Linked DNA regions of Homo sapiens: region 1 is linked to region 2. Evidence: chromatin contacts called from ENCODE Hi-C data. All regions are on one chromosome and are shown on one strand. The core of a region is the stretch at or near the end of the contact, and the rest is flanking DNA. Distances in the headings are between cores, read along the strand shown.

Region 1 (4,290 bases), core at 923-3,422, 370 kb before region 2:
GACCTTTCCAATTGCTTTACATCATTGCCAGCACTTGGTATGGTTTGTCTTTTTAATTTTAGCCATTTAGTGGGTCTGTGGTAGTATCTTATTTCCCTGATGATTAATGTTGATGATCTTTTCATGCACTTATTTGCTTCCCACATACCTTCTATGGTGAAGTTTCTGTTCAGATCTTTTTCTCATATTTTAATTGGGTTGTCTTTGTTTTTACTGAGTTGTAAGAATTATTTATGTATTTTAAATACAAGTCTTTTGTAAGACATAAGTTTTGCAAATATAGTCTATGGCTTGCCTTTTTATTCTTTTGACTGTTTTTTGAAAAGTTTTAAATTTTGATGAAGTCCAATGTATTGATTTTTGTTTTTATAGCTTGGGCTTTTTGTATTATATTTGAGAAATTGTTCTGTATGATTTTCTCTTTCTTCCAGAAACTTAATAGTTTTAGCTCTTACACTTAGGCTAATCATTGAGTTAATCTTTAGATATGATATGAGCTAAGAGTGAAGTTTCGTTTAGTTGTTTCATCACCACTTGTTGCAAAGACTGTTTTCGCCATTGAATTGCTTTAGCATCTTTGTTGAAAATCACTTAATATATACACGTCATATGTATGCAGGTCTTTTTCTGGTCTCTGTGTTCCATTGACTCTGCTTGTCAGTTTCTACTAAAAGGTCTGCTAGGCTTTATTTCCTTAGTTTTGAATAGGTAAGTAACAGTATAAATGATAGACAAAGTTACCTGGCTTGTATTATTAGATACTTTTATCTTCTCTCTTTTGGTAGAAAATACTCAAAAAAGTTTTTTTTTGAGACAGAGTCTGCCTCTGTCGCCCAGGCTGGAGTGCGATAGCACGATCTCAGCTCACTGCAACTTCTGCCTCCCAGGTTCAAGCGATTCTCCTGTCTCAGCCTCTCGAGTAGCTGGAATTACAGGCACCCACCATCATGCCTGGCTTATTTTTGGAAAATACTCAAATTTTTATTCCTAAAATGGTTATAGTTTCTCCAGTTCCTTTATTCTAAATCTGCCTTTTTGTTTTGTTTTGTTTTTTGTTTTGTTTCTCACTCTCAGCTTTTTACCTCTGCTTTTTCTCCGTGGAAATGCTTGGTATTTAATATAACATACCATACTTCTGTGTGTATAAATCATTCTTTAAGTTTTGTGCCTTATGTACTTTTTAATGTAACAATCTGTACTGTGAAATCTGACTTGTTTTACCTAACAAGTGGAAATTCTCATCTACTTTCATGGAGCTGTAGTTGTAGATTTCTAGATCAGTTTTACTGATCTAGGAAAGTGCTAGTTTCCTTTGTGTAAACTTCAATTCCCCATAATGTGTGGAGAGGTGAGAGAGCTGTCTCTGGTTTTTTTTTTTTTTGTTTGTTTGTTTGTTTTGTGATGGAGTCTCGCTCTGTCGCCAGGCTGGAGTGCAGTGGCGTGATCTCGGCTCACTGCAACCTCTGCCTCCTGGGTTCAAGTGATTCTCGTGCCTCAGCCTCCCGAGTAACTGGGATTACAGGCATGTGCCACCACACCCAGCTAATTTTTGTATTTTTAGTAGAGACAGGGTTGGCCAGGATGGTCTCGATCTCCTGACCTTGTGATCCACCCTCCTCGGCCTCCCAAAGTGCTGGGACTACAGGCATGAGTCACTGCAGCCTGTCTCTGTTTTTAAAGGCATATGGTCCTGAGAATTCAGCACCAGTTATTTGGTGTATGTGATGAAACAATCTTTGCAAGGCAACTAAGGTCTGCGTTTTTATTTTCAAACCTTTTAAGTCTTAATCTCAGGCTTGATCAATATTAATTCAGGACTGTGTATTTGATAGAGTGAGATTTTGAGCTAGAAACATCTTCACCATATTTGAAATAGAAAAGTAATTTTTCTGCTAGACAGGTACCCAGGGAGTGCTAAGCAGTTGAAGAGCAGCTCAGGAATTCTAGTTAAATATAGAGGATGGACATGGGTTCACTGCTTCTTTCCAAACTCCTAAAATGAGAGTGAAAGAAGAAAACTTTTGAAAAGTTATTAAACCTCAAGGACAGAAAGTCGTGGGTGAGAGATTTTCACACGTTTCGGTTAAGTCAGGAAGCAGATGGAGTGCTGATGCCTAGCAGAACAGAGGATGTGCAAACCCACATGCTTGTAGAGGGTGATGTGACAAGACTAGAGTCAATTTGCTGGACACACCTCTGTCTCAGTGCTGTCACAGAAGGTAGGCTGAAGCACTGCACTAAAGTAAGGAGATTGTTTAAAAGTTTGACTACAAAACAGCCACATTCCCAGTTGCTCATCTTTACTTGTACTGCCAGGTCATTACTCTGTTGTATCTTGTAGAAACTTTTTCCAGTTTATCCTGTGGAAAAAGTGTAGCAGGAAGCTGCTGAGAGTGCTGACGCACCTGTGTGGTAGGGCATAAAACCGGGGGGTTGAGTAAATCTGCATGCTGACCCTAGGGACCCCAGGCCTTTCCCCGTCTGGCCTTTTGAAGCCAACAGCCAGGTGTGAATCTCCCCACCCCTCCAGCTGTGGCAGGGCATAGTGGTGTCTTCGCTAGAGAAATGAATTATCTCCAGGAAAAAGAGTCCAGATCTGATATTTGAAGGTCTCCAAAAGAAAAGGCCAGCCTGTCACTTTATCAGGTCCCTGCAGCCCGGTTTCATTTATTCAACAAAAGGGATGTGGCAGTGAACAAACCAGACAAGTCCCCTTCTTTTGCTGGCCCAGAAGGACCGGCAGTAGTAAATCATTCTGCAGTGTCTCCATGGCACTCAGGGTAGAGAGTGGTAAGGGCAGGTAGTGGTGCTCTTTTCTGCAGAGCATTTGGGGAAGGCCTCTCTGGGGAGGTGAGATCAGAGCATCCTGGAATGATGTAAAGGAGCACGCCATGCTGTTGTAGAGGCTGTGCACTCTGGAGAAGGCAGGAGAATACTTGGTGTGTTTGAGCAAAGAGGTCGATGTTGCCAGAGCAGCCGGCTGAGGAACATTCTGGGGAGGAAATCAGAGAAGCAAATAAGGAAGTGCAGGGTGAGGGCTTGGATTATCCTGTGTTAGGTAGATTAAGTCACTCTTCTACATAAAACCTTCAGATGACACTGGATAAAGTGATGTTTTAGAAACCGAAAGAAGGTCTGATAACACTTGAAGACCAGTTCTCCATGCCAGCTTGTACCACTTTTGGTATTGTTACCTCATATTTCACATTTAAATGTATGTGATAGGTGGTAGTTTTATATTAATGTATGCTGACCTAATGTAAGTCTCTCCTCCGCTTAAAACCCCCCACTGCCTTCTGGAGGTTCTTAAGTAGAGGAGCAACTTTATCGCTGGTGTGTTCCTCTCGACGTCCACCTGCTTGTGTCTCTTCCTGCCAGGATCTCAGGGCTTTCATAGGCAAAGGATGAGGGATACTGGGAATTCTAGGAAAAATGACCAATGATTATGAATCAGAAACCTATGAACATTCTCAGCAATACTGGGAAATTTTTTTTTCCTGGAATTTTTTACCCAGCCAAATTGACAAATGTGAGAGTAGACTAATGGCATTTTCAGTCCTTAATTGGCTAAAAGTGTATTCTCCATGGGTCTTTACTTAGCAAGCTCTTGAAGAATGTGCCTCAGGAAATTGAGAAAGCCAAGGAAAAGGCGTAGGTGATTTAGGGAATGAAGACGACCCAGGTGATATGCACACATGGTCTGGAGAGGGCAAGGGAGAGTTGGGCTTGAGAGATGGAGAAAGAATTGATAGATGATTTGATGTGTTTGAATGATTACATCAATTATTAATAGGTGTAGGGCATATTTCTTGGGCCTTCAGTACAAAGTAATAATATAATAGTTATATAGAAAACTGTAGTTATTCCCAGTTTGCAAAAGAAAACAGTTCACTCAGCACTGAAGAAATATTAAATATTTACATAGTCCTAATAATGTAAAGTCTTGATTTAACCAAAAATTATGATAAAACTATATTGGGAGAATAGAGGTAGGGGCAGGAGGTGTGGTGGTTTAACTCCTCCACTACCATGATAAGAAGTCAAGAGACAGTGTCTTAAAGTGAAAGAAGCAAGAAATATCAGAACTCTCATTTCCTCAAAATATGTAGATAAATACCGGAATAAATGGGAAGAGTTGAAATGTATTGCTCTTGGATGGAGATGGATTAGATATGGAACTTCTTATTTCTTTTATAAGCCTTTGAGTATTATGTCCACATTTAATAAAACATTTAATAAAAACAATTTTTAAAACCTTAAAAGTAGTTTGTTAAAGCTGATGTTGATGTA
Region 2 (4,393 bases), core at 1,701-4,200:
AATATCTTCTCAATAACTTTGTTTTTAGCCGTATTTTAAAGCACATATTCTAGTGTACCTTTTGTTGTAGTCATAAGGTGGCGTAATGGTTTAAAGTGTACTCTGAAATCAGACTTCCCAGATTTGAATCATATTTCAACATCATTGCTACCTTGGATAAGTTTCTTTACATCTCTGTGCCTCAGTTTCCTCATCTATAATAGGGGACAATAGTAGAACCTACTAGTATATTTGTTGTAAGTATTAAATGAGATAATACATGTAAAATATACATAGTAAACACTTAAAGAATGTTAGCTATTATTATCTACTCCTTAGTTTGTAAATCACTGAAAAATGGACTCTATTTTATTCATCTTTGGATCCCTGATAATTATCATGATTAATAGCATATAGTAATAACTTAATGAACAACATTTTCATGTATAACAAGTTTTCTAAAGATTCCTTTATGGCTTTGAAAAAACTAAAGCATTTTGGATAAACCTATAAAAGAGTAGATAACTAGACTGGTTAAAAGTAAAACTATTCGGAAGAAAAATGAAATTACTAGAAAAAATATAATCCTTGAAACTGGAGGTTTGTTGGATGTAATGAATTGAAGAATTGGCCCCACAACTGCTTTTCACAGTTTTTGTTGATGAGTAAAGTTGTTTGCTAGGTAGGTTTTTTTAGAAATCAATTTATTTTCAATCACCAAAATCACATACCCGAGTAGGATGTGAGACCCAAATATATCATTTACAACTGGAATTTTCAGGATTTGGTCTGAGACTCTTCAACTATTCCTACAGTACAGCTCTAAAGCCATATGGTCACCCATTAGAAAACTAAAATAAAAAGATGGAAAATGTCAAGAGTTATTAAAAATGTAGAGCAGTTGGAGCTCTCGTACATTACAATTAAAATATAAATTGATAGAAATACTTTGGAAAATTATTTGGCACTATCTAGTAAAACACAGGAACATATACATAACCTATGGCTTAGCAATTCCACCTATCCCTTTCAGAAGTGAATAATATACACACTGAAAGACACATATAAGCATATCCATAGCAGGACTATTAATAATGTCCCCAAACTAGAAACTATTCAAACGTCCATCGTTAAAGCAAACTAAATATGTCCTGAGAATGGCTCCATACTTCTATATTTGAGTCATCGTGGATGAACAGTAATCTAACTTAATAGGTAGACAAGATTGAAAACCTAATTTAGGAGTATGGGCCTGTAACAATCGCTGAGTCTTGGCCAATCCCAGCAGCCTTACTTCAACCACTCAAACGCTGCCAAGTGTTCAAACTGTGTTCAAATAAGGCAAAGGCCAACCTGTAACCAATTCAGCTGTTTCTGTACCTCACTTTGGATTTCTGTACATCACTTCCCTTTTTTTTGTCTATGAATTTGTTCTGACCTTGAGGCATCCCTGGAGTCTCCCTGAATTTGCAGTGATTCTGAGGGCTGCTTGACTCACAAATTGTTCATTGTTCAATAAAACTACTTTAAATTTAATTTGGCCGAAGTTTTTCTTTTAACATCATCAATAATAGGTTGAATAATACATTACAGCACATTCATATAATGGAATACTATAGAGCAATGAGAATAACCAACTCAGAACAATCCCAAAATATGTGGATGAATCAGACTAACATACTATTGAGTGGAAGAAGCTATATGTCACAAAGGAGAACATATAGCATTATTTCATTTATTTAATGTAAACAAACAAAAACCAAAAAACAAAAACAGGCAAAACTTTGTTATCAGTATTCATGCCAGTGGTGACATTTGGAGAGTTAGTGATGGCTGGCCTTCTAGTAATGTTCTAGATCATGATTAAGGAGCTGGTTACATGGGTCTAGTTACCTGGTAAAAATTTATTGAGGCATATGCCTATAACAGGTGCACTTTTCCACATTTTATGTTAATTTTAGAAGTAATTAAACTTACTCTATGAGTTTGGACAGAGCTTCTTCTAAATTTGCTTTTATAAAGAGCTTTTTGAATCCCTTTAGAACTGACTAAAAGAAGGCGGCCAGAAAAATACACTGCAATGTCCTTGTCTTAAGTTCAAGACACTGCTGTGTCCAGAGGCATCACATTCTCTCTTCTCTGTCTGGAAGGGCAATTAATTCTAAGCCTGCCTCCCTGAAGTTTGAAGAAAAAAAAATAGTCCTTTCCCTAAGGTTTAGTGTTCTAACAGTATCAGGAGAACCCGGCCATAAACTCCAATGTTTCCCTGGCTTATCTCTTGCTGAGCTGGGGGACCTTTATGTCAACGAATTCCTCCGACACCATAGGTAGATTCAAGGAGGTCAAGCACCCTGGGCTGCTTAAAGAAAAATTAACACCAGCTTTTATCTACCAATTGTAGAAACTAAGAGTTTACTTTGCATCCATGTATTCTTATTTCCTTGTACTGGATGTTTACAGAGGAGAGTCAATATTCTAATGGGGAGTTTTTCACTTTCGGTGTGACAAGCCTGTTCTACCCATGGGCAAAGGAGGTTAGCTTGGGGTAGTTCTGCTTTGCCTCTCCGTTCTCTGTTCGTTTTGGCAAAAAACTGCATATGGACCTTTATTTTGAAGAAGGAATCAGGAAACATGTAAATGCATCTCAATTGCAAAGTATCTAAAATTTTCCAGGAAGATGATACTGAATAATTACACAAATTCTTGACTGCTAATGTTTTTACTGTGTTACTTTAGTGAAGCACCAGAAATGAGCTTGATGCTGTCATGATTCACTTATTATCACATCCCATGAGATGAGGAAGAGTTTAAAACACAGTTGGTGTCATTTTTGCTTTCAATGATAATTAAATTATGTGTTTGTTGCCCTTTCATGTGAAAGTCAGCTTGCTGGCAAGAACTAGTGTTTTCACTTTACTTGGTTTATGGCAAAGCTCCAACTCCTCGCTCAGTAGTCACTGATATTTCCTTTGTCTCAGGTGTCCACATCTCCTCCACTTGGCAGATGATCTCAGACCAGCTCTCCTTTTATTCATGACAACATTTTACTGCTTCTTCCTCCATGTTACTTTCCAAATTTATTTCCACCTTACTACTTCAGTCAACAAGATTTTTTTCCCCAGGTCTCTTGATCATCTCTCTCTCTCTGTCTCTCTTTCCTTTGCTCTCTCTCTCTTATTCCAAACATTATCTTTTATAATCAGATAATCTCCTGATTATCCTTTTTCCCCATTGGCCATATCCCTTAATTTTATTCTGATGCAATTATTGATCACTTATATGAACCCTTCCATTGCTTTTTGCATTTCTACTTTTATTTCTTTCTTATTTCTTTCACATTCCCATACTAGTCAGTCATGCCTGTTTTCTCCTTTTTTTACTTTTCTCTCTTCTATTCTATCACTTATGCTGAAGTTATCCCATATCCAGTTTAAAACAGGTTCCTCATTATTTTTCTTATATCTTCTCTTCCATAAGCTCTATTTGGCAAAATATATAATAAAGCAGACCAGTTCTTCTCTCTCCATACCCGCATCTGAATCTATGATAATGCTTGTGCAGTCGTACTACTTTGTCTATATTAGCTGAGGAATTTAAGACAAATCTTTTATACAATTTTAATTTACTTATCCCAAATATATATAAAAAATTTATTGGATGAACATGTTGAGAATTTTGGGTTTTCAATTTCAGTAAAGTGCATAGAACTTTTCCGGTCTTCACTTTCTATTTTTCCTGTACTCTGTAACATCTGGCTAAATCATGACTTTAGCCATTTCCCATCCTCCCAGAGTCTGTGTTGTGGCTGCTTCTGTGACTTCACAGTCCTGGTGCTTTTCTTCAACCTCTGGGAAATACCCCAGGAAAGTCCCTTAATATTCACTAGGTTCACAGCATCAGAAACTGCAGAGAGAAGGACAGAGGTGAAAAAAAGAAAGAAAAAAAAAAGGAAGAAAATAATCATATGCAGAAGAGTATGGGAAAGAGAAAGAAAGAAATGGAAAGAAAGAAAACATGAAAATGCAACAGGAATAGAGACAAAAATTCTGGTTGGGAAAACTCTGAAGAAAAAATAATGCTGAGATTACATCTGTTGCCTTCCAGGGAGTTTATCTTTGCTTAACCGTGGGTTAGCTGGCTGGCAAGTTACCATTTACAAAGAAGCAACATGTCTCTGAACCTATGAAATAAAGGGTTTCATTATTTTTCTGAGAAACATTTGCTTCTACAGCAATCTAATTTGGTATATGCATAATGATGAATGGGCACTAAAATCTAAATAGGGAGGTTATTGACCAAACACTGTAGAATTTAGATGTTTATCTTCATTTTTAGAGATGGAATAACAAAGAAGTGATGGAATCAAAATTATTATGACGGGGGAAAGCACATCTCATTTTGAAGGAAAATACCT

What was found. A loop is a pair of places that touch in the nucleus more often than their neighbours do. Pooled maps may share reads with other maps.
Region 1: a pooled map shows a loop between it and region 2 (2.4-fold over the local background). The contact joins two enhancer-like sites. A Hi-C loop is called at or near these places in 2 of 37 single-sample maps with no recorded cell type and 1 of 50 pooled maps.

The regions. Positions count from the first base shown.
Region 1 is chr18:31,632,338-31,636,627 of GRCh38, reverse strand. The region is part of intron 5 of B4GALT6 (beta-1,4-galactosyltransferase 6); the gene reads left to right. Among named protein-coding and RNA genes, the nearest start is that of TTR, 43 kb to the right of the region's middle. RefSeq lists an enhancer at 2,902-3,141. Within about 2 kb of position 2,172, at least 3 of the 41 ENCODE cell types and tissues checked have a DNase peak (open chromatin) inside an H3K27ac peak, as active enhancers do.
Region 2 is chr18:31,267,748-31,272,140 of GRCh38, reverse strand. No RefSeq gene overlaps it. Among named protein-coding and RNA genes, the nearest start is that of DSG1, 48 kb to the left of the region's middle. RefSeq lists an enhancer at 3,821-3,940. Within about 2 kb of position 2,950, at least 2 of the 41 ENCODE cell types and tissues checked have a DNase peak (open chromatin) inside an H3K27ac peak, as active enhancers do.